Linked DNA regions of Homo sapiens: all the other regions are linked to region 1. A link is a loop called in an ENCODE intact Hi-C map of the cell type or tissue named here. Cell type or tissue: endothelial cell of umbilical vein. All regions are shown on one strand.

Region 1 (8,000 bases):
TAGAACTGGAGCATGAACAACATGCTCGAAATGCGAAGTAATGAACTGGAACGGTGAAGAAGGTCATAAAGAGCCTACCTGGAGGAGGATAGTGACGGCACTGTCACAAATGCTTTATATGTATTATTTAATTCTTGCAGTTCCCTCCTGCGGTAGGTCCAATTATTATCCTCATGTTCGAGTGAAGGAAACTCAAGCAGGGTGAGGTTAGGTTAATAACTTGCTAAAGTCACATGGCAAGTAAGTGTGGAGCCGGGATTTGAACCCAGTCATCCTGGCTCGGGGTCCATGGCCCTGGCTGGCCCTGGATGCCGCTGGGGGGCCCTCTGTAGGGCTGACTTGCCCTCCTCAGAAGCCCCTTCCTTAGCTTACGGCCACATAGCCCTCTGGTAGTCCTCATCACCAGCTCTGCTCTTAATTTGGCCATTTTCCGCCTTAGGATTGGAGTGAATCATCCTTCAAAGACAGAGCCACGTTCTGCACTGTGTTAAGCATAGTCCGTGGCTCACAGTTCATGCGTGAGCCACACACACATGCACACTTTGTTGGGAAGAAGAGCAACAATAAATTGCTTATTTAGAAATGGGCGAGGCCAGGTGCAGTGGCTCACATCTGCAGTCCCAGCACTAAGGAAGGCAGATGTGGGAGGATAGCTTGAGCCCAGGAGTTCAAGACCTGCCTGGGCAACATAGCAAGTCCCAGTTCTCCACAAAAAAGAAAGAAAGAAAGAAAAAAAGACAGGGAGAGAAATGGGTAAACTTGTCAAAACAGATAAAAATATATCCGTCTTCCAGTATGTATATTTTCTAATCTGTACACTCATCAGAATGTAGGGTTAGACTACATAATATACTCTGAAAATGTTCCTGTCATTATTTGAGAAATTATTTATTTTATAGATTCCAGCTGCATATGTTTCCTAACCTCAGGAAAAGCATGTTTCTGCCTTTATATACAATTAGTATTTCACTATCAGTGACAACAGTTCAAAAGAACCCAGACATGAAACAAAATCACCAATATTTGGGAACGCTGAAAAAGGCATGTGTATCACTCTCATATCAGTGTTCCAGAATAAACAATACGGGACTTTGTTAAATAATGCATCCACTTCTGCATAAACGTCTGGCAAATGCTGTTATTTCTAAGGAGATTCTTTAGCCCAGGACACCAGGGGAGATGGCTCAGCTTGTTCGTGACGTCTCGCTGTTGAGCAGATTGCTCTTAATAGCTTACTGTTCTCTGTAAGATGAAAACAAAATTGACTGTTCAGCACCATTCTCCTCCTCTTAGTGTCATTAGCTTTCTTAAAAGCACACTAAACTCTCAAGAGTTGCCACTTATATGGCTGTAGGAAAGATGTTTCACAGCTGTGAGTGTGGTGGTGGCGTCCACACCTGTCAGGACAGGCAGGGCCCAGGGTCGGAGCTGATAGTAAGTCAGTTTCATTCTAAACATTCATTTCTGAACATTTCACACCATTCCCTAAGCTGTTAGTGCTTTGTTACTTTTTACCTGATTGCACCCCGAGCTCCATCTGGGACTCTGTCAACATTGACATAAGCCTTGGAAAACACAGACTCATGGCTGTTTTTGCTGTTCGGTATTTAGGATTTACACTACACCAGGCACATCACTAAATACCATATGTACATTTACTTCATCCAGTCCGCATTATTATTGTTATGTGATTGTACTATTTATATATTATATTCTGTTATTATGTGTTGATTATGATATGATTGTCACCGCTTTTATTTTTTAATAAAAAGGTTCAGAGAGGTTAGGTAAGTTTGCCTGAGTCACACAGCTAGTGATGAGGTCAGAGATCAGAAGCCAGGCCTTCCGGACTCTGAAGATGAGGCTCCTTACCCAGCCATCATGAAACCTGAAAGGAACTTAGAAATCAGCTGTTTCCAGTCCCTCATTTTATGGATGAGCAAACCTTGGCTCAGCGAACAGTGAATTGCTCAGGGTCCCCTTGTCAGTGGCCTTCAGACCCTGGTCCCAGGCTCTTCCCACTGTGACACGCCATCCACATCCTTTCTCTCGGAGGCTGGCTGGTCCCTCCTGCCAGTCTTCCTGAATGAGTTTGCTTCACCAGATTTGGCTCTGTCTCTAGAAACAAAATGAGTTGAGTTTCATTAGCAAGCATGAAAAATGTAGGTTCAGAGATTAAAAGAAAAACAGTTGGGATATACCATATTGAAGGCACGTGGGTATAAATGGGTTCCAGGGCTCTCAATTTTTTGGGGGGACAAGGCAGAGTTACGTGTAAACAACCGACAAGCCAGCTCACGGCCATGCGGCCCACACTGTACCGTCACTCCCCTCTCAGGATCCATCTACTCTTCAGGAACATTGAATTTTCTTTCTTTCTATGCCCATGGTCACTTTCACCTGTGCTCACACACAGTCGGCTGTGCAAAGAGCAAAACTTGGATGTCCCCAGGTGGCTGCCAGGGTTGGGATGGAAGGTTCTGCTCTAGAAGCCAATAAAACAAAAATATCTGCCTATTAGATTGCAGTGATTAAATACTCTGATATCGCCAAGAAGTTGGATTGGAAGAAGTCCCTGGAATCCCCAATCTAGTACTTCAGTTTCTATGTTTATTGCTAGGCAGTGAATATTGAGTTTCATGGCAAATGTCATATAACTGTAACAGGCCCCTGAGGCAAGAGATGGACCCCTTATTCCGGTTGTTGTTTGAGCCCTGCAGCCTCTTGACTGCTGGAAAGCTTCACTGGCCTTGACCTTGGAAGGCTGACCCAGCCTCTCTTCCCCGCTGGGCGGTGGGGAGTGGGTGATGTCCAAGCCACCGATGGTATAGGCACAAAAACCAAGCCAACAAGGAACCCATTCCAGGAGTATGGGGGTGCTTGGGGCCTGGGTCTCAGGGGAGATCTGCTTTGGTGGAGTCTCCAAAGTATAACATCTGGTTCTCGACTTGGCAGGTCCGGAGACTCAGTGTTATCGCAGCTCTTTCAGAAGTGTTTGCATCGGGGCCTTACAGGTGCCTGAGATATCAAAAGGATGCTATGTATTTAGTGAGAACATTTTGTAAAGGCCAGAATATTCCTTTCCAGTTTTCCAGCATGTCCTGGGCTGGGGAAGTTGAATCTGTGGCTAGAAGGTTGCTTGGTGAGTGGGGCCTGAGCACTCACGGGGAGAGAGATGACCCTGAATGACACCTCATGCCAGCCACGGCGAGTACTAATGAGTCATCCCACAGTTGAGCATATCGCTGGTGACCAGAAGGTTCCTGCCTTCCTGTTACAGCATCTCTGCCAGACAGTGAGGAATGAACACTGCAAAATTTTCCCTCTCCGAATCTTTTCCATGGTCTTTCCAGCAGAGCACAGTGTAACTGATTGCATTCCAGCTCACGTGATTCTAGTCGCATCTTAGGCCTTCTTTTCTGGGCTGATGCGAAATCACACACAACGAACTGGGCGCACCCTTCATTTCTCTTTCTTTTTCTTTTTCTTTTTTTTTTTTTTTTTTTTTGGAGACGGAGTCTTGCTCTGTCGCCCAGGCTGGAATGCAGTGGCGCGCTATCTCCGCTCACTGCAAGCTCCGCCTCCCGAGTTCACGCCATTCTCCTGCCTCAGCTTCCGGAGTAGCTGGGATTACAGGCTCCCGCCACCACGCCCGGCTAATTTTTTCGTGTTTTTTAGTAGAGACGGGGTTTCACCGTGTTAGCCTGGATGGTCTCGATCTCCTGACCTCGTGATCCGCCCACCTCGGCCTCCCAAAGTGCTGGGATTACAGACGTGAGCCACCGCGCCCGGCCCACCCTTCATTTCTTTAGCCACAGATTCTCACACCATCTCTTGCACTCACCCCCACAGCTGTCTCTTAACACCAACTAACTGCATCTAGATAGTTTTTTAAGTAAACATTTGTATAGATGTGTAGTATTCATTCAGGAAAATGTACAAATTGTGAAGGTACAGCTCGATACATTTTTCCAAAGTTATCAGACTAACGTAGCAAGCAGGCAAGGCGTGAAATAGAACACTACCAGGACCCAAGTCCCCTGTGTGCCCTCCTTTCAGCCACCACTACCTCCAGAGTAACCGCTACCCTGCCCTCTAGCATCCTAGGTTTCATTTTGCCTGCTTATAAACTCGATAGTAAAATTCACACTATATTCTCTTTGCTCAACATATTTGCAAGCTATGTCTATGTTGTTTCATGCAGCAAATAGTATGTTTATTTCATTGCTGTATCATCCTCCATGATATTAATATGTAACTTATTACTACATTCTAACGTTGATACTTGAGTTGTTTCAGTTTGAGGCTTGTGTAATAGCGATGCTGTGAACATCCGTATATAGCATTGTGATAAATCAACCGTGTTTTTAATTTATCTAACTTTACTCTCCTAAGGTAATTTTATCTCAGAATTCTGGGAGTACCTTATTGTCATTCCCGTGAACAGGTTGCGGGTCCCTGAGTGCCTGGCCCGTGCTCTGTGTGTCTGCCATGATGTCATTTGTGGACCTGGCCAGTCTTTCCCTGTCAGAGTGTAAATCTATGAAAGTGTCTCCTGCACGTAGTTGAGTGAATTATTCGTTGAATGAATGTCTTCATGAGGGACTGGAGCCTGAAATATTGGGTTGAAATGGAAAACAAAAGTTAGAGTTGCTTATTTCTGTTTCACCATTGCAGTATCCCAAGATGCTACAGTAATTGTGCAAGGAAGCACAAATCCAAGGAGAAAGAAGGTCAAGTCTGCGCTGCAATAAAGCAAGAGACTTGAAGGGCTAGGAAATGGCAACCTTCTGTGGGCCTTCCTGCAGGGTGTCAGTCACCGGACATACTGCAACGCATTAAGTTAATAAGTGCCAAAAACCACACCAGGTGCAACTGTCATCTTCCAGATGAAACCTGTTCCCATGGTATCTGTCTCCTCTGTATCACATAGACACCAAAACATGGTGGTGCCTTGGGAGGGCACAGATTTTTTTATTGTTTTCATTTCAGAAAGCTCTAGCAACATGGCAAGAGGGAGGGTGGAAGTCCCCAGTGCTGAGTTCTGAGTGGAGCATAAAGGGGCTGTTTTTATACCGTGGTTGTACCCGGGAAGCAGACATCTCCGAGCACTTTCAGTGCCACGGAAGGGAAGTTGAGGCCAAGCGAGGGCCTCATTCCTCTCCTTGGAATCTTTGTTGCGTTGAATACCTTCACTGACTCCCCCTCCTCAGGAATTTGTGAGGACCAACAGTTCTCCTAAAGCAGGGGACTATTTTCCTAGTGGGAGTGGCTGCTTCCCAGGGATGGGAGTGGTGGGTGTGATGGGGACACAGTACCCCCACTAAAAGACTTCTGCTCTATAGTATCTCTTTTTTTTTTTGAGACAGAGTTTCGCTCTGTCAGCCAGGCTGGAGTGCAGTGGCGCAGTCTCAACTATAACCTCCGCCTCCCGGGTTCAAGCGATTCTCCTGCCTCAGCCTCCCGAGTAGCTGGGATTACAGGTGCTGCTATCACACCTGGCTTAATTTTGTATTTTTAGTAGAGATGGGGTTTTAATCATCTTGGCCAGGTTGATCTCGAACTCCTGACCTCAAGTGATCCATTCGCCTTGGCCTCCCAAAGTGCTGGGATTACAGGCTTGAGCCACCGCGCCTGGCCTTAAAGTATCTCTTAAGCCGTACTGTGTATCTTGAAAATTTCTGTCAGGTACATCCCAAACCGGCGACTCCTGACCCTGAACTAAGCCAGCAGCCAGGTTCAGTCCTGAGTAAAGTGTTGGCGAGCAGTCCCTGCCCTGCCTCGCCCTCACGGCCGCCTACCATCTGGGCGCTGCCTGCATTTCAGGGACAGTGCTGGCATTTGTTTTTCCTTTTGTATCTTTCAACTAGATAGTGTTGTCACCTACAGAGGAGGGTTTTTAAAAGTGTCGCTGTTGCCCTAGGCATTGCCTGTGATCTGTATCAAAGCCCCACGTGTGAACCACAGCTTGAGCTGGGAACTGAGAAAGGGTCAGTTGTAAAAGTCATCCTAGGATGCACGTCCCCAGCCCCCGTGCATGGATGTGGACACGCAGGCTGGAGGAGGGTGGGGGGCTGGCCACCCTGTTGGCATCTTAGCACCCAGCAGGCTAAAGCTTGCAGCTTTGTTTATTTTCCTGAAGTTCAAAGTTCCCATCCCTCCGTGGAAGGCCTAATAGAACAAAGACCACCCACCTGCAGTTGCTTTTCTTTCTTTTTTGTGCTTCAACTCTAAAGAATCATGCACTATGAAGGAAGTGGCTCCTGCTAGATCTTCCTCAAGCCACACTGATGGACCTGCCATTAGGTACACTGAGGATGCCAGCAGGTGGTCCCTGTTGGGCAGTAGCTCACAGGCATGGACTGAGGTCTCAGAAGGACTATGTGTGGTCATTGAGCTCTCCAGGGGCAATAGGGAAGGGGTGGGGGGAGGGTGGAAGGGGGGCTCTTTACAAACAATCTGAGGTGATGTGTGGTTGCCAGAGTCAGTGTGTGGTGGAATAAAGGCCTGACAAGCTAATATGAGGAGCAAGTTAAAATCTGTAGAAGACCAGGGAGTGAATCACCATCCCAGTTGTTAGTGTACTGGCCTCTGTCTGTAGGTGACACCCAACCGCCCCGGTGCACCAGCGGATGGGGCTCAGCTCGCCTGTCCCCGCCTTTCCCACCCTCCCTCCCAACTCACCCTAGTTGTGAAACGGTGCCCAATTTTTCCAGTTGTTTCACGTGAGCCTGTGTTCGTTATTTAGAATCCATGTCAATGTTTCCCTCCTGGAACCTTGGATTTAAGCCAGAGAGCGCTTCCATCTGTGGCTTCCCCGCCACCGTGGACTGGCTTTGATGGTTATTTCTCCAGCGCATTCCCAGCGCATTCTTGTGAGGGGTGTAGTCTTCACAGTCACATGTGGCTTGAGATCCTCTCTTCGTGTGGGGCACACAAACGCTACAAGCCATACGGCGGCCAGCCAAGAAAAGGGAGCTGTTCATGGTGAGGACTGGGGCAGGAGAGGCAGCTGACAGTTGCCCCTGTTACCTGTATCCTTACGCCTCTGCCATTTTCCCTGTTGTCAACACAGCGTTATGAGGGCTGGCTCATGGCTCACTGGCTCAGCTGAGCAACAGGAGTTTTAGTGATCTCAGAAACATAGATGGAGGGAGTTGTTCAGGTTTTTCCTGATGTACGAAGAATCCAACTGCAAAGCAGCAGCTAAATTTAAGTTTTGTTTTTTACGTATTTTCCAAATCCTGGTATGAAAACTATGATAGTGTCTCTACTTCAAACTGGAAGCAGAGAGATAAGTGAAGCTTGATATTTATTTTTTTATTTTTATTTTTATTTTTTGCTATGAAGCAGTTGCCAGGAATAATGTCTGTTTTTAACACATATTGATAGAAGTAGGGCATTGCCTGGAAAAAAAAAAAAGAGAGGCTTTCCTCACTGGAGGCCTTCGCTTAGGCTGCTCGTTAACTGTGGTGAGCAGCTTGTATTTACTTGCCCAGAGAGATGAGCTCATGGGAGAAGTAAGGGCCTAAATGAGATACTTTTTCTAAAAGGTGCCGTCTTGGTTGTTCATAGAAACATTAATTGCCTTTCCATGGATTCTGGGAGCAACTTAGACGGATCCACTGAAGGTTCAGAATGTCAACATTCTGGATCACCAGCAGGCAGAGCCTTGGAGCCGGGGTCTTAGCCCGGCCCCTCAAGAGCTGTGTGGTCCAGAGCAAAAGTGACTTCCCCTCTCAGCTCTTCCTCTGCAAAACGAAAGGATTCATCGTTTTTTTGTTGTTTGTTTGTTTTCATTAAACACGCATCTCTTGAGCATCTGACAGGAGCCCGTGGCTTTGCTAGGTACTGAGGATAAAATGCTAACAGACCCGTCCCTACCCCAAGGAAGTCAAAGGGTCCTGATTGGAAAGAACTGGGAACCCCAGCAGTTGCAGTGCAGGGCGAAGTGAAGTGAATGCCCAGAATGCCCTGCTGGCAATAAGCTGACATTTGCG
Region 2 (8,000 bases), 63 kb after region 1:
ATCCCTCCTAACTGGGCATAGATCCATTCTTTCTTCCCTAGCCGATTTGTCTTTGATACTGCAGTCGATGTGATATGACTTAATTGCCTACCTGATCACTTTACCACACAATACAGAACCCTTCTTGGCCTCTGTATTATTCAGTGCTCTCTAGAGAAATACCTGGAGAAACAGAATATATGTATGGGGGGCAGGGAAGAGGCGGGTTTATTTTAGGAATTGGCTTGTTCCGATTATGGGGTTGGCAAGTCTGGAATCTGCAGGGCAGGCCAGCAGGCTGGAAAGTCAGGTGAGTTGGTGTTGCCATCTTGAGCCTGAATCCTGCAGGGCAGCAGGCTGGAAGCAGGCGGGGTTTCTACCGTGAAGTCTTGAGAATTTCTTCTACCTTGGGGGAGCTCAGTATTTGCTCTGAAGATCAGCACCTGATTGGAGGAGGCCCACCCTCATTAGGGAGAGTAATCTGCTTTACATCAAAGTCTGCTGATTTAAATGTTAATCTCATCTAAAAAATATCTTCATGGCAACATTTAGACTGGTGGTTGACCGAACAACTGGCACATGGCTGAGCCAAGTTGACACATAAAATTAACAGTCACAGCTTCCTTTTGCACTCAGAATGAAGGCCAACATCCCAGATGTGGCTACAGGGTTCTGTGTGGCCTAGCCCCTGCCTTCCTCCTCTCTCAGATCTCCCGCTTACACTGTGCTCTGGTCACACAGCCCTCCCTCCATATCCTCAATATAACATCTCCCTCCTGTCCTGGGACCAGGACACAAGCTGCCCCCTGTGCCCGAAGTGCCTGGTTCCCTGCTCCCAGCGAGTGTGCACACCCCCACACACATTGTCTAGGGAAAGCCTACTCTATCAGCCTCCAGATCCTGGCTCAAATGCTGCTGCTTCTGGGAAGAGTTCCTGCCCCAGGTGGATTCTCCTGCTCTCTAACTAAAACATACACAGTGTGCAGCAATGCATTTTGTTGTGTGATTATTTAATTAATATATGCCCTCCAACAGACCGTAAATTCCTTGAAGGCAAGCACCAGCTCCCTTTTGCCCACCAGAGAACCCTCAATGCTCATAGGTGTTGAGTGAATGATTAGGAAAAGGCAAACTGGGCTGGAACACCATGTTTCTTTCATTCCTTGCAGGACTCACTACTCGGCTGCCTGCGGCCCGCCCTGGCCCTGGCCTCCCCAACCCTTCCATGTTCCTCGCTCTCTTGCTTCTGACTCGGCAGGCCTTCTTTGCTCCTCCTGTGATGGGTAGGGGACTAAGCAGAGGAGATGCTCCAGGTGCTGCCTGCATGTGGCTTGGGTTTGAAACTGCCCAAATGAGCCCTTCCTCAGGCATCCATTTCCATCCTTGAAGAAAAATGTTTAAGACAAACGGACATACTAAGGATTTTAACTGGAAGAGGAGGACTGGGGGCCTTGCCTTTTCTTGAGTCTTCCTGTGCATATCTGTATATAAGAATTCATAAAGAAAAAGCTGCTGCAATATATTATTAAGAAAATTTCACATTTTAATTCTCCAGTGGAAACCGAAACAATGTATATAGACAGACCAGAATTTGCTCTACTTTTTTCCCAAACAGTTAAAATAAAAGGAGTTGACTTGTCTAACATTTAATCATTGTTAATATTTTCCTGTGGGCTTGGAAGTTTACAGACTGTAAGCCCAGAGATTATATTCAATGACTCTTAAAGTAACCATCTTCTTTCATGATAGGTCAGCCATTCCAAGGTTGGGTAGTTTATGTCCTGAATGTTACAGAGCACGACTAAAATGAGCATTATGAAAATTTAAGATGTGTTAGATCCACCAGCTGTGTGTTGGTAGCATCCAACAGCTGTACTCCAGCAAATTCAATAGATATAGTCACAGAGACTTGAGTCTAAAGCAAAGCACATTTGCCCTGTGACTTACATCCTAATGCAGAGAGATGCTTCATCTTCATTCTGACTGACTCCTCTTAGCAGAGCTTCCTACCACTCTGGCAGGCATTCTGTCAGCTGGTTAATGGTCTATGAAACTGAAATCCACCAGGCTATGCCACTGTTCCGAATCCTTCGGTAAGGAAAGAATTTTTTTTTAACTTTTATTTTGGGTTCAGGGGTACATGTGCAGGTTTCTTATACAGGTAAACCGCGTGTCATGGAGGTTTAGTGTACAGATTATTTCATCACCCAGGTACTACCCCACAGGTATTTTTTATGATCTTCTCCCCCATCCCACCCTCCACCCTCAAGTAGGCCCCAGTGTGTGGTGTTCCCCTCTTTGTGTCTGTGTGTTCTCATCATTTAGCTCCCACTTGTAAGTGAAAACATGTAGTACTTGGCCTTCTGTTCCCACATTAGATTGCTTAGGGTAATGACCTCCAGCTCTATCCATGTTGCTACAGTGAACATGATTTCATTCTTTTTTAAGGCTGCATAGTATTCCATGGTGTATATGTACCACATTTTCTTCATCCACTCTACCACTGATGAACATTGAGATTAATTCCATGCCTTTGCTATTGTGAATAGTGCTACAGTGAACATACATGTGCATGTGTCCTTATGGTAGAATGATTTATATTTCTTTGGGTATATACCCAAAAATGGGATTGCTGGGCTGAATGGTAATTCTATTTTAAGTTCTTTGAGGAATCACCATGCTGCTTTCCACAGTGGCTGAACTAATTTACACTCCCACCAACAGTGTATAAGCAGTCCCTTCATTCCCTTTTCTTGGCAACCTCTCCAGCCTCTGTTTTTTTGTTTGTTTGTTTTGTTTTGTTTTTGAGACAGAGTTTCACTCTTGTTGCCTAGGCTGGAGCTCAATGGCATGATCTAGGCTCACTGCAACCTCCACCTCCCAGGTTCAAGTGATTCTCATGCTTCAGCCTCCCAAGTAGCTGGGATTACAGGCACCTGGCACCACACCTGGCTAATTTTTGTATTTTTAGTAGAGATGGGGTTTTACCACGTTGGCCAGGATGGTCTCAAACTCCTGAACCTCAGCTGATCTGCCTGCCTTGGCCTCCCAAAGTGCTGGGATTACAGGCGTGAGCCACAGCAGCCAGCCTGCATCTGTTATTTTTTTACTTTTTAATAATAGCCATTCTGCTGTGTGAGATGGTATCTCATTGTGGTTTTCATTTGCATTTCTCTAATGATTAATGCTGTTGAGCATTTTTTTCATATGCTTGTTAACCACATGTATATCTTCTTTTGAAAAGTGTCTGTTCATGTCCTTTGCCCACTTTTTAATGGGGTTGTTTTTTTTTCTTGTAAATTCATTTAAGCTCCTTACAGATTATGGATATTACAACTTTGTCAGATGCCTAGTTTGCACATATTTTCTCCAATTCTGTAGGTTGTCTGTTTAGTCTGTTGATAGTTTCTTTTCAGTAAAACAACTCTTAGTTTAATTAGGTCTCATTTGTCAATTTCTGTTTTTGTTGCAATTGCTATTGGTGTCTTCATCATAAATCTTTGCCAGGTCCTATGTCCAGAATGACATTTCCTAAGTTATCTCCCAGAGTTTTTATAGTTTTAGGTTTTACATTTAAGTCTTTAATCCATCTTAAGTTGATTTCATATGTGGTGTAAGGAAGGGGCCCAGTTTCAATCTTCTGTCTATGACTAGCCAGTTAGTCCAGCACCATTTATTGAATAGGGAATCCTTTCCCCCATTGTTTTTGTCAGGTTTGTCAATGATCAGATGGTTGTAGGTGTGTACCATTATTTCTGGGATCTCTATTCTGTTCCATTGGTCTATGTGTGATATGGTTAGGTTTTGTGGCCCCACCCAAATCTCATCTTGAATTGTAATCCCCATAATCCCCATGTGTCAAGGGCAGGACCAGGTGGAGGTGATTGAATCATGGGGGTGGTTTCCCCTATGCTGTTCTCGTGATAGTGGGTGAGTCTCACGAGATCTGATGGTTTTATAAGTGGCTGGCATTTCCCCTGCTTGCACTCACTGTGTCCTGCTGCCCTGTGAAGAAGGTGCCTGCTTCTCTTTGCCTTCCACCATGATTGTAAATTTCCTGAGGCTTTTCCAGTCATGTGGAACTGTGAGTCAATTAAACCTCTTTCCTTTATAAATTACCTAGTCTTGGTTATTTCTTCCTAGCAGTGTGAGAATGGACTAATACAATGGGTCTGTTTTTATACCAGTACCATGTTGTTTTGGATACAATAGCCTTGTAGTATAGTTTGAAGTCAGGTAATGTGATGCTTCCAGCTTTGTTCTTTTTGCTTAGGATTGCCTTGGCTATTCTGGCTCTTTTTTAGTTCTATATGAATTTTAAAATAGTTTTTGAATTTTGTGAAGAATGTCATTGGTACTTTGATAGAAATAGTGTTGAATCTGTAAATTGCTTTTGGCACTATGGCCATTTTAATGATATTGATTCTGTGTTTTTTTTTTTTTTTTTTTTTTTTTTGGATGGAGTCTCACTCTGTCGCCCAGGCTGGAGTGCAGTGGCGCGATCTCGGCTCACTGCAAGCTCTGCCTCCCGGGTTCATGCCATTCTCCTGCCTCAGCCTCCGAAGCAGCTGGGACTACAGGTGCCTGCCACCACGCCCAGCTAATTTTTTGTATTTTTAGTAGACAAGGGGTTTCACCATGTTAGCCAGGATGGTCTCAATCTGCTGACCTCGTGATCCGCCCACCTCAGCCTCCCAAAGTGCTGGGATTACAGGCATGAGCCACCATGCCCAGCCAATATTTATTCTTTCTACCCATAAACATGGAATGTTTTTCCATTTGTATGTGTCATCACTGATTTCTGGCAGTGTTTTGTAACTCTTATCGTAGAAATCTTTCACCTCCCTGGTTTAGCTGTATGCCTAGGTTTTTAATTATTTTTGTGGCAACTGTGAATGGGATTGTGTTCCTGATTTGGCTCTTGGTTTGGATGTTGTTGGTGTATAGGAATGCTACTGATTTCCATACATTAATTTTATATCCTGAAACTTTGCTGAAGTTGTTTATCAGATCAAGGAGCTTTTGGGCAGAGACTCTGGGGTTTTCCAGATATAGAATTATGTCATCCGCAAACAGGGAGAGTTTGACTTCCTCCTCTATTCTTATCTGAATGCCTTTTATTTCTTCCTCCTGACTGCTCTGGACAGGACTTCCAGTACTATGTTGAATAGGAGTGGTAAGAGAGGGCATCCTTGTCTTGTGCCAGCTTTCAAGGCGAATGCTTCTAGCTTTTGCCCATTCAGTATGATGTCAGCTGTGGGTTTGTCATAGATGGCTCTTGTTATTTTGAAGTATATTCCTTCAATGCCTAGTTTATTGAGGGTTTTTAACAGGAAGAGATGTTGAATTTTATTCACATCTCTTTTATTTCTGCACCTATTGAGATAATTATGTGGTTTTGGGAAATTTTTTAGTTCTGTTTATGTGATTAATCACATTTACTGATCTATGTATGTTGAACCAGCCTTGCATCCCAAGGATAAAGTCTACTTGATCTTGGTGGATTAACTTTTTGATGTGCTGCTAGATTCAGTTTATTAGTATTTTCTTGAGGATTTTTGCTTCTATATTCATTTGGGATATTGGCCTGGGGTTTTCTTTTTTTGTTGCATCTCTGCCTGGTTTTGTATCAGGATGATGCTGGCCTCAGAATTAGTTGGGGAAGAGTCCCTGCTCATTTTTTTGGAACAGTTTCAGTAGGAATGGTACCAGCTCTTTATATATCTGGTAGAATTCGGCTGTGAATCCATCTGGTCCTGGGCTTTTCTTGGTTAGTAAGCTTTTTATTACTGCTTAAATTTTGGAACTCATTACTAATCTGTTCAGGGATTCAGTTTCTTCCTGGTTCAGTCTTTGGAGATTGTATGTGTCCAGGAATTTATCCATTTCTTCTAGATTTTCTAGTTTGTCTGCATAGAGGTGTTCATAGTACTGTCTGGGTTTTTTGTGTTTTGTGTGTGTGTGTGTGTGTGTGTTTTTTTCTTTGTATTTCTCTGGGGGTAAGTGGTAATGCCCCCTTTGCCATTTCTAATTGTGTTAATTTGGATTTCCCTCCTTTTTTTATTAGTCTAGCTAGCAGTCTATCTTATTAATTTTTTCAAAGAACCAACTCCTGGATTTGTTGATGTTTTATATGTTTTTTGTTTGTTTCTTAATTCCCTTCAGTTCAGCACTGATTCTGGTTATTTCTGTCATCTAGTAGCTTTAGGATTGGTTTTCCCTTGCTTCTCTAATTCCTCTAGTTATGATGTTAGGTTGTTAATTTGAGATCCTTCTTACTTTTTCATGTGGCCATTTAGTGCTATAAACTTCCATCTGAACACTACCTTAGCTGTGTCCCAGAGATTCTGGTATGTTGGATCTTTGTTCTCATTAGTTGCAAAGAACTTCTTGATTTCTGCCTTGATTTCATTATTTACCCCAAAGTCATTCAGGAACAGGTGTTTAATTTTCAATGTAATCGTATCGTTTTGAGCAATTTTTTTAGTATGGATTTTTTATTTTTCTTGTGCTATGGCTTGAAAGTGTAGTTGGTATGTTTTTTTTTTTTAATTTGCTGAGGATTGTTTTATGTCTGATTGTGTGGTCAATTTAAGAGTACGTGCTATGTGGCAATCAGAAGAATGTATATTCTCTTGTTTTGGGGTAGAGAGTTCTGTAGATGTTTGTGCTAGGTCCATTTGGTCCAGTATTGAATTCAGGTCCTGAATATCTTTGTTAATTTTCTGCCTCAATGATCTAATACTGTCAGTGGGGTGTTGAGATCTCTCACTATTATTGTGTGGGAGTCTAAGTCTCTTTGTGGGTCTCTAACAGCTTGCTTTATTAATCTAGGTGCTCCTGTGTTAATGCATATATATTTAGGATAGTTAGGTCTTCTTATTGAATTGAATGCTTTGCCATTATGTAATGCCCTTCTTTGTCTTTTTTGATCTCTGTTGGTTTAAAGTCTGTTTTGTCTGAAATTAGGAATAGCAACCCCTGCTTTTATTCTGTTTTCCATTTGCTTGGTAGATTTTTCTCCATCACTTCATTTTGAGCCTATGGGTGTCACTGCATGCGAGATGGGTCCCTTGAAGACAGCATACCATTGGGTCATTGGGTCTTGCTTCTTTATCCAGGTTGCCATTCTGTGACATTTTTTTTTTCTTTTTAAACAGGGTCTTGCACTGTCACCCAGGCTGGAGTGCAGTGGCACAGTCTCAGTTCAGTGCAACCTCTGGCTCCCAGGTTCAAGTGATTCACCCACCTCAACCTCCTGAGTAGCTGGAACTACAGGCACACGCCACCATGCCTGGCTAATTTTTTGTATTTTTAGTAGATTTGGGCTTTCTCCATGTTGGCCAGGCTGGTCTCAAACTCCTGGCCTCAAGTGATCTGCCCACCTGGGCCTCCCAAAGTGCTGGGATTACAGGTGTGAGCCACCATGCCCAGCCCACCCTGTGCCTTTTAATTGGGTCATTTCCTATTTACATTCAAAGTTAGTATTGATATGTGCGGATTTGATCTTGTCATCACATTGTTAGCTGGTTATTATGCAGGCTTGTTTGTGTGGTTGCTTTATAGAGTCACCAGTCTGTGTACTTGAGTGTGTTTTTGTAGTGGCTGGTAATGGTCCTTCCTTTCCATATTTAGTGCTCTTTTCAGGACCTCTTTTAAGGTAGGTCTGGTGGCAAGGAATTCCTCAACATTTGCTTTGAAAAAGATCTTACTTATCCCTCATTTATGAAGCTTAGTTTGGCCGGATATGAAATTCTTGGTTGGAAATTCTTTTCTTTAAGAATGCTGAATATAGCCTGATCTCTTCTGGCTTTTAGGGCTTCTGCTGAAAGATCTGCTGTTAGCCTGATAGGGCTCCCTTTGTAAGTGAACTGCCTCTTCTCTCTACATTTCTTTAACATTGTTTCTCTCATTTTCATCTTGGAGAATCTGATGATTATGTGTCTTGGGGATATTCTTCTTGTGTATTATTTTGCAGGAGTTCTCTTCATTTCCCGAACTTGAATGTCAGCCTCTCTAGC
Region 3 (8,000 bases), 82 kb after region 1:
GACTGAGAGCTGCTCCCCACACCCACAGACCCTCTTCTCTCTGTGGCTGGAGCTGCCTAGAGATGAGGTTGGCAAGGAGATGGCAGAACACCCAAGTGACAGGAAGGGAAGCAAGGAGAGGACAAAAGCTTTGCCCCAGTGGGGAAGACTCATGGCCTGCCTCTAGCGGAAGTGACCAGGGGTATTCCTGGGAGAATAAGCAATGGAAACCCTGTTACCTCGTAACTGAAAGGATAGGAGTGCACCTCAGAACAAACCTAGCTTCCCTTAGTAACACAGCATTGATTGCCAGCACTCTTCGTGAGTCTTAGAATTTGTAGTCTCAATTCTTCTTGAGAAAAATAACATTTTATAATGTACGTCCTGCTGTGCAAAGCAGTCTTCCGTTTGTCTTAAATTAACTTTACCCTAACTTTAATAATCTACAGTTTGCCACAAAGCTCATGTTTTCTCTATCAGGCCTCGTCTTGGTTTTCTTAACATAGATAAATTACTTTCAGCCTTGCCTCCCCAACAGAACAGTATGGAATGGGTTCTGCTTCTCCCATGTAGGAAGTAGCTGATGGTTAAGAGCATGGGATCTGGCACTGCATGGCCTGGGTTCAAATACCAGCTGCGTGACAGGCAAGGTACTGAAACGCTGTGTGCCTCAGTTTCGTCATCTCTGCGGTGGGGTTGATAACTGCCTGCCGCATGGGATAGTGGAGAGAATAAATGAATGAACAGGTGGAAAGTGCCTGGCATGTAGCAGACGCTCTGTGATTGTTAGCTGCTAGTGCTCTTGTTACTCCTCCTCTCTTGATAGTTTTGATTGGCTTTCTCTGGACAATGTCTTGACCTTCCGTAGATGCAGTGGCCAAAACTACACCTAGTTCTCCATGTGGGGGCACACCAGGGTTTCTACAAGGTTTCTACAAGGGACTCTACAAATCAGCCTTTGTTTGATTACCAGTACCCTTCCTGGTGACACCAGCCCCAGTGTCCATTCCACACCTATCTTGGGGACAATTTAAGCTGAAGGAGCACAGCATCTTAAATATCTCTGGGGGAACCGTCTACCTGTAGGAGTTCTCAACACCCTTTCTTGGGTTGTAATTTTGACCTCCAGGCCTGTGATGGGACAGTGTGTGTCTTACACTTGTGCACATAAACTCTTCTGTCATTCTGCATGCCTTCTCCTGGAGGTCTAATGCCTTATTCTAGACTATATTTTGGTAGGTAGGGTGTTGTTATCTGTAAAACTAAAGGTCTTACTGGGCACTTCCTTCTCTTTATCATTTATAAAACTTTTTATTCATTTCTAAACACACCCAATTTGTCCACTCATTTATCCTCTGTTTCTTGTCTCTAGGCTAGATTTTTTTTTTTTTTTTTTTTTTTTTTTTTTTTTTTTGTGATGGAGTCTTGCTCTGTCGTCCAGGCTGGAGTGCAGTGGCATGATCTCAGCTCATTGCAACCTCCACCTCCCGGATTCAAACAATTCTCCTGCCCCAGCCTCCCGAGTAGCTGGACTACAGGCGTATGTCACCCTGCCCAGCTAATTTTTTTGTATTTTTCTTAGAGACGAGGTTTCACCATGTTGGCCAGGCTGGTCTTGAACTGGCCTCAAGTGATCCACCTGCCTCGGCCTCCTGAAGTGCTGGGATTACAGATGTGAGCCACTGCTCCCGGCCTAGGCTAGATTTTTAATCACAGTCAAAATTTTCTTCTCAATCTACTGTGACTTACTATTTTAAAATTCCTTTTGGATTATTATCAGACACTGCTCTGAAAGTTCATATAATCACATTTGTTCCCTCCCATTGCCCACAGGTGTATGTGTCCCTTAAAGAACCCTGATGAATGAGATGTAAAAGCCCCTTATCACAGCTGTGCCTTTCCCCAGTGACGGTGTACTTCTGCATGTGTGAGTGTTTCCAGTATGATCCTCTCCTGTGCACTCTACCAGCCGTGAACCTAGGAGCCACCAGGCTATAATAGGCCAGGAGCCAGGCCTCCACCTTTCTGGTAAATCAAAGTCACGGTGGCCACCCAGTATCCACAACCGAACATGGTGGTGGTCTATGTATGGGAGACCCAGAACAGGAAAGAGAAAGGGAAAGGAGAGGAAGTGGGGAAGTTTGGGGCAGGATCTAGAGGAGGAAGACTGGAACCCAGGAGCACACCGCAAGCCGCGGCCTCTGAGTGGTGCTCAGGGCCAGCTCCGTGGGGGACAGGTGAAGAAGTAGCATATGAGTGATCTAAAATAAAGCTGCCCACAGGGCTCCTCAAAACACCACCCAGTGATTGAAAACTGCATAGCTTCGGTTTTCCGGTTAATTATGGGACACTGGGGCCTTTGGTTGACTGATGAGCAGGACAGTAGTTTGGACATTCTGCATTCAGGAAAATAGAGTGGAAGGCAAATGTCTCCCACTGAGAAGTGTAATTGCAGAGTTGGCCATGATCTTATTTTTAGATGGAAAGTTTTCACTGAAAGAATTCTTTTTGCAGCAAGAGAAGTAGCACAGTGGTATGCTGAAAGCTGAGGTGGGAACTTGTGGCTTCCCTTACCTTGTAACGAGCAGGTTTGAGCTGGTCCTTCCCAAGCACAGTAAATAAATGTCACTTTGCATGGGAGAGGAGAGAGGAAAAATGCAGCTTCCCAGGCCGTTCAGAAGAGCAGTTTTCTTTGTTAAATAAGTTTGAAAGTCATAGGGGCCTTTTTAGTTGAGGACTGAGAAAGAGCTTTCTCTGGTCAAATATAGAGTTAGTTGGCAGGCCCCAGTGGTTGGGGACCTGGCTCTGAGAACACACAGGCCAGGGCTGAATCCTGGTCCTCTCATTGAGTAATACTGGAACCTGGCAAGTTGTCTGAACGCTCCCAGCTGTTACCACATCTGTAAAATGGATGTGATCCTAGTGCTACCCCCTCGGTTTCTTTTGAAGATTAACTGAGATAGTGCCCACCACAGCACCCAGCACAGACAGACCTGCGGCACACTGAGGGGCCAGTAAGCGCGTGGCTCTGGCCATTGATGGTCTCATCAGTGATGGGAATGCCACCATCGGTGCTCCCAAGTAACTGATTACAACAAGAAGCGTCTTCACAAAGTAGTAGGAATCGCCTTGTTTCTCTGTAATCTGGAAGGATTTAGATGATCTGCCGTGATCGACGTGAATGTATTTTCTGTCTCTCTCTGACTTTGTCCCTGCTGCCTGTTTCCGTCTGTCTCTTTCTCTGAATCCTTGACTGTCTCTCTGGTTCTCTGTGAGTCTTGCCATCGCGTTCCTTCTGCACACGTGGAACGCAGCATTTCGGGTTGTTTATTTATCCAGGCGGGCTTTGAGGTTACGGAATATTTTTAAACAACCAACAGCTGGGGCCAGGGAGCCACCTCTTCTCTCTCGGATCCTCATATCCCTCAAATCATTAAAGCGAGAGAAACTGAAGGAGCTGAAGAGGCAAAGCATGGGCCTGTGAGACCCTCTCGGGCTCACTATGTATGTTTTAAAGCCCCAGGTGCATGCTGCCCTCGTTTTTCTGATGGGGTAGGCCCTATGAGGGATGTCTGTCGTTTGGTGGGCCCTAGTCCAGCGTCGGAATTGCCAGCAGCTTTCGCTGGAATGCGTATTTTTAGTACAGCCTAAACCTGTAATAAAAAGGGATTTACATGTACTAGATTTTAATCACATACTGTGGACAAACTAATAAGAAAGTTTGCTAGACAGTAAGATGAAACACTGCCAGCATTTTTGCAAACCGGTTATACAAGAGTCTGCCTAACTCTGGCCAGACCCAGGCAGCTTAGTCTAGAGGTTCAGAGGTGGCCTCTGGAGGCAGCTGCAGCCTGGGTCCCAGCCCTGCTGTCCTGTGTGGGCACTGGGACTGTCTCTGCACCTGAGATGCCACATCTGGAAGGGCTGTGAAGACGAAGGAAGTAGTACATGGAGCCCTCAGGCCATGCCAGCCCCTGGGGGGCACCGAGCAGACCAGCCTCCTCCCACATCCAGGACATGGCCTGGTCCCTTGTTTTCTGTCCTGTCATTTTTGGTGTGGGTGCCACAAAGAACCTCCAGGCGCCCTCTGCAGGGACTCAGTGTCCAGTCGCTTTTATTTCTGGCAGGGCTTTCCCCTGCCTCTTTTAAATCCTTACAGGCTCTCTTTCTCATTCCCTCGCCTCTTTTTGGCTGTGCTCTTCCTCTCCCGGGCACTTGACTGCATCTTACTGCACACTCTGCCTTCTGTCCCACAGTGTCTGCCCCTTGTTGCTCTCACTGCTTCCTCTGTGTGTGAGTCTGAACTCAGACTGCAGATACCTTGTGTGTTGCATACACTCTGCTGTGCGCTGCCCTCAGGAACCCAGCCACTGCTTCACAGTTGTACATTAAGAGTTTGGACATGGCAGAGATTCGGCCCTGCAGCTGCCTTCTGGTGTGGATTAGCACTTGGGAATGCCTTTGTAACTATTTGGGTATGATGAGGGGGCTATTAGTTTCTCATAGGAAAGCAGGTCATTGGAGGGGAGTGGAGGGAGCTGAGATTCGTATCCTTGTTGGAACCAAAACAAACAGGACTTTACTGATTCTCCTGGTTTCCGCTATCTCTTCATTTCACCAACATTGAATAAGCATCTATGTGTTAAGTGCTGTGACAATAACTAAGTATGTGAAAATATGAGCCAGTCCCCAGGGATCATTATTAAGAGCAGACCAAGGAGAACTCAAGGCAGACAGTATTGTATTTATCATATTACACAGGTTAAAGAGTAATTTTATATTGGTTAAGAGTAGAATTAAATTACCAACATTTATGCACCAAATAACATTGCATCAAAATATATAAAGTAAAGGTTGTTAGAAAATGCAAAGGTAATTTGTTACATAATGCTAGTGAGAAATAATAGCATACATCTGTTTTTCATGGCTCAGGTCAACAAACTGTAAGTAGAGTATGCCAGTGTATAAGTATAATAAATGTATGTTGAACTTCGTTTTTACAAAGTGTACTTACCATGTTCAACCATTCATGGAACATTTACAAAAATTAATCATATTAAGCCCAAAACACTTTCCAGCGTTCTAAAGGCAGATATCACACTGAAAATGTCATCTGATGAAACAATAAAACTAGAAATGAATCACAAAGATAGAAATGTACAAACATACCTAATTGTAATGCTTTTAAAAAAAACTTTAAAAAACTTTTATAAATCTTTGTAAAGAAGCTTTTTAAAGAGGCTTTTCATAAATCTTGGGTGACAGAAACTTCAAAACTGCAGTTGTAAAATATTTAGAAAATGGCAGTAAGAACAATGCAAAAGAAAACCATGCCATTCAGAATTCTACATTTTAAACATGAGAAATAGTTAATCTAAGCAGAAGAGGAATGAACCAGAAGACTGTCGGGTTGCCGGTAGAATCAACAAGGAGGCTGGAGAATGAGGCTCAGAAACCAGGAACAGTGGAGGAGGCTGGGCAGCCCCGCACGGCCAGTTGCATCTGCAGCAGGATGTTGCAGGAGGCAAGTACCACAGGTAGGACGTTTGCGGCACCACCACTGAGTTCCCTCTGCTGCAGCTCTCGACGAAACTCTGACTGTCTTCAAAGACCACAACTCCGGATTCAGACACCTGGGTGGGAGCCCTTGGCCTGTTTTGTTTCCACGCCCAAGCAGACAGCCAGGCGAAGGTGGCGACTGCCCCACACTCAGCATCTATAATGAGGATGGGAGGATGGGGCCCTGCCTCCCACCTATTTTGGGGTTCTCCCCAAACAGGAAGTTTACTTTAATGGTGGATGGCCAATGAAATAAAATACTTTAAAAAGTCTAGTACAAAAAATAAACTGAACTTAGAAGCAAATAAATGAACAAAGCATCCATCTCCAGAAGGCAGAAAAAGAGCAGCAAATAAACTTAAGGGAAACCATAAGAAAACAATGACTTAGAAAACAGCAACCAATAGGTTGCCAAATCTAATTCTTTGGAGAACAACCAACCAAGGCATTAACGTCTGGTAAGACAAAGAAATTAACAAAGTGCAAGTAACAGATTCAAATGAAACAAATATAGGTGAGATGGTTTTCTATAATTATTGAGAAATATATTATTTTGCCGTTGTGTTAACTCTATGCCAATTGATTTGAAAAATCTCAGTGAAACATGATTGTATAGGAAAATGGGCCAAGGAGTGAGTAGAAAACTGGAATTGATTACTAGCCATGAAAAACTGAAAAGTTTTATGAAGAACCATGTGAGAAAGGTGCTGGGCCCAGACAGCTTACTTCCTATGTTCTGAGTAGTGTCTGAGAGCTTCGGAAAGGTTGAATGGTTTTTCAGTTCATTTCACCAAAATAGTATAACCCTAACACCAAAACCTTACAAAAATAACATGCAGAATAAAACCCCCACCCTTATTTATAAACATTACAACAAGCCAACGTGAAGACATAGCAAACTTAATCTACCAGTATAATAAAGAATTAGTCATGACATGGAAGGATGTATTCCAGGAATGTGATTTTTTAATGTTAATAAAACTATTAGTATATCAATAGGTCAAAAGATAAAAGGTATATGTGATCATGATAATAGATAATAAAAAGGGATTTGATAAAATGCGACATTTGTTTTGTATTTTTTGTGACAGTCTTGCTCTGTCACCCAGGCTGGAGTGCAGCTCACTGCAACCTCCGCCTCCCAGATTCAAGTGATTCTCCTGCCTCAGCCTCCCGAGTAGCTGGGATTACAGGTGTGCACCACCACGCCTGGCTAATTTTTGTGTTTTTAGTAAAGATGGGGTTTCATTATGTTGGCCAGGCTGGTCTTGAACTACTGACCTCAAGTGATTGGCCCACCTTGACATCCCAAAGTGTTGGGATTACAGGCGTGAGCCACCGCACCTGGCCAAGACATTCATTTGTAGCTATAGAACTCAGTGTATCCAGATTGGAAGGTGTGGTAGGCAGAATTCTGGCCCCCATGACTGCCCCTTCCCCTCACACCCCCCGGGTTGCTCCAATGGTTATGTCACGTTGCTTGGCAAAAGGGACTTTGTAGATGTCATAAAAGGTGACTAATCAGCTGACTTGAGAGAGTTTATCCTGGATTATCCAAGGGGCCCAGTGTAATTCCAAGAGCCCTCAAGAGCAGAGCTGGAGAGATGCCGCGCAGGAGGCCTGGGTGCCGTTTCGGAGCAGGATGGAAGGCGGTGAATCCCGCCTCCAGCATGGAGCTCGGGAGAGGCCCTGACTGCAGATGGAGAGGCTGCCCTGGCCGCAGCGCACGGGGCTCCTGACCCACAAAAATCGCGAGATAATGAGTTCATGTTGTTTGAAAGTCCGTCATTTCTGGTAATTTGCTATATAAAACTATTGCTATACGATTAAAAACTAATACAGAAGAATATTTCTTTAACATTATGTTAAAAAGGAAAAAAGCTAACATTTTCTTTATAGCAAAACACTGCCATGATTTACATTAAAATTAGGAACAAATTAGGATGTCTAGTATCATTACTAATATTTTACAATATCTTTTCTAATTAATGTGGTAATGTAGGAAAATAAACACAAATATATAACTATCAAAAAAGAAGAAACAAAATCACCATATTTTGTAGCTGACAAGAGCAATAATAACAGTACCAACAAACATTAGAACTAGTTTTTTTATGTTTAGTAGGTTTATCAGTTACCTAATAAATACATTAAAATAGCATACTATGTATCAGTTAGGAATTGTAATAAAAATCAAGACATGTACTCTCCACAAATTTATTTAAATTTAATGAATTATGAGTCGGGGGGCAAGATAAAATAGCTGTGAAATGTAATTAGAAGAATATACAAACAACAAACAATAACATTTCAAACCTAGAACGATGCAAGGAAACATGCACTATTTGATATTATGAGGTCCTGTGAAGTCCAAAGATGAGTTACAGAAAGTGACTTCAGGGCCCATGCACATGCTTTCTGTGTGTATGTGCATGTGTGTAAGTGATTTCTTCATTGCCCAT

Evidence for each region. A loop is a pair of places that touch in the nucleus more often than their neighbours do. Peaks named below come from ENCODE experiments on the same cell type or tissue, not always from the same donor. Only the 100,000 strongest peaks of a DNase experiment are listed, where the experiment ranks them.
Region 2: it touches region 1 in a loop (11-fold over the local background); 7 of 110 quality-filtered maps call a loop at or near these places.
Region 3: it touches region 1 in a loop (8-fold over the local background); 4 of 110 quality-filtered maps call a loop at or near these places.

What each region holds. Positions count from the first base shown.
Region 1 is chr6:157,511,971-157,519,970 of GRCh38, forward strand. All of the region lies in intron 1 of ZDHHC14 (zDHHC palmitoyltransferase 14), which reads left to right. Among named protein-coding and RNA genes, the nearest start is that of MIR3692, 13 kb to the right of the region's middle. RefSeq lists enhancers at 5,363-5,886, 5,887-6,408. In endothelial cell of umbilical vein, no CTCF peak of the experiment used is centred here; DNase peaks (open chromatin) are centred at 1,181, 1,971 and 3,251; H3K27ac peaks cover 3,374 bases.
Region 2 is chr6:157,574,782-157,582,781 of GRCh38, forward strand. The region is part of intron 2 of ZDHHC14 (zDHHC palmitoyltransferase 14); the gene reads left to right. Among named protein-coding and RNA genes, the nearest start is that of MIR3692, 50 kb to the left of the region's middle. In endothelial cell of umbilical vein, no CTCF peak of the experiment used is centred here; DNase peaks (open chromatin) are centred at 4,840 and 4,980; H3K27ac peaks cover 1,765 bases.
Region 3 is chr6:157,593,818-157,601,817 of GRCh38, forward strand. All of the region lies in intron 3 of ZDHHC14 (zDHHC palmitoyltransferase 14), which reads left to right. Among named protein-coding and RNA genes, the nearest start is that of MIR3692, 69 kb to the left of the region's middle. RefSeq lists an enhancer at 1-379. In endothelial cell of umbilical vein, a CTCF peak has its summit at 4,079 (motif pointing left); a DNase peak (open chromatin) is centred at 4,044.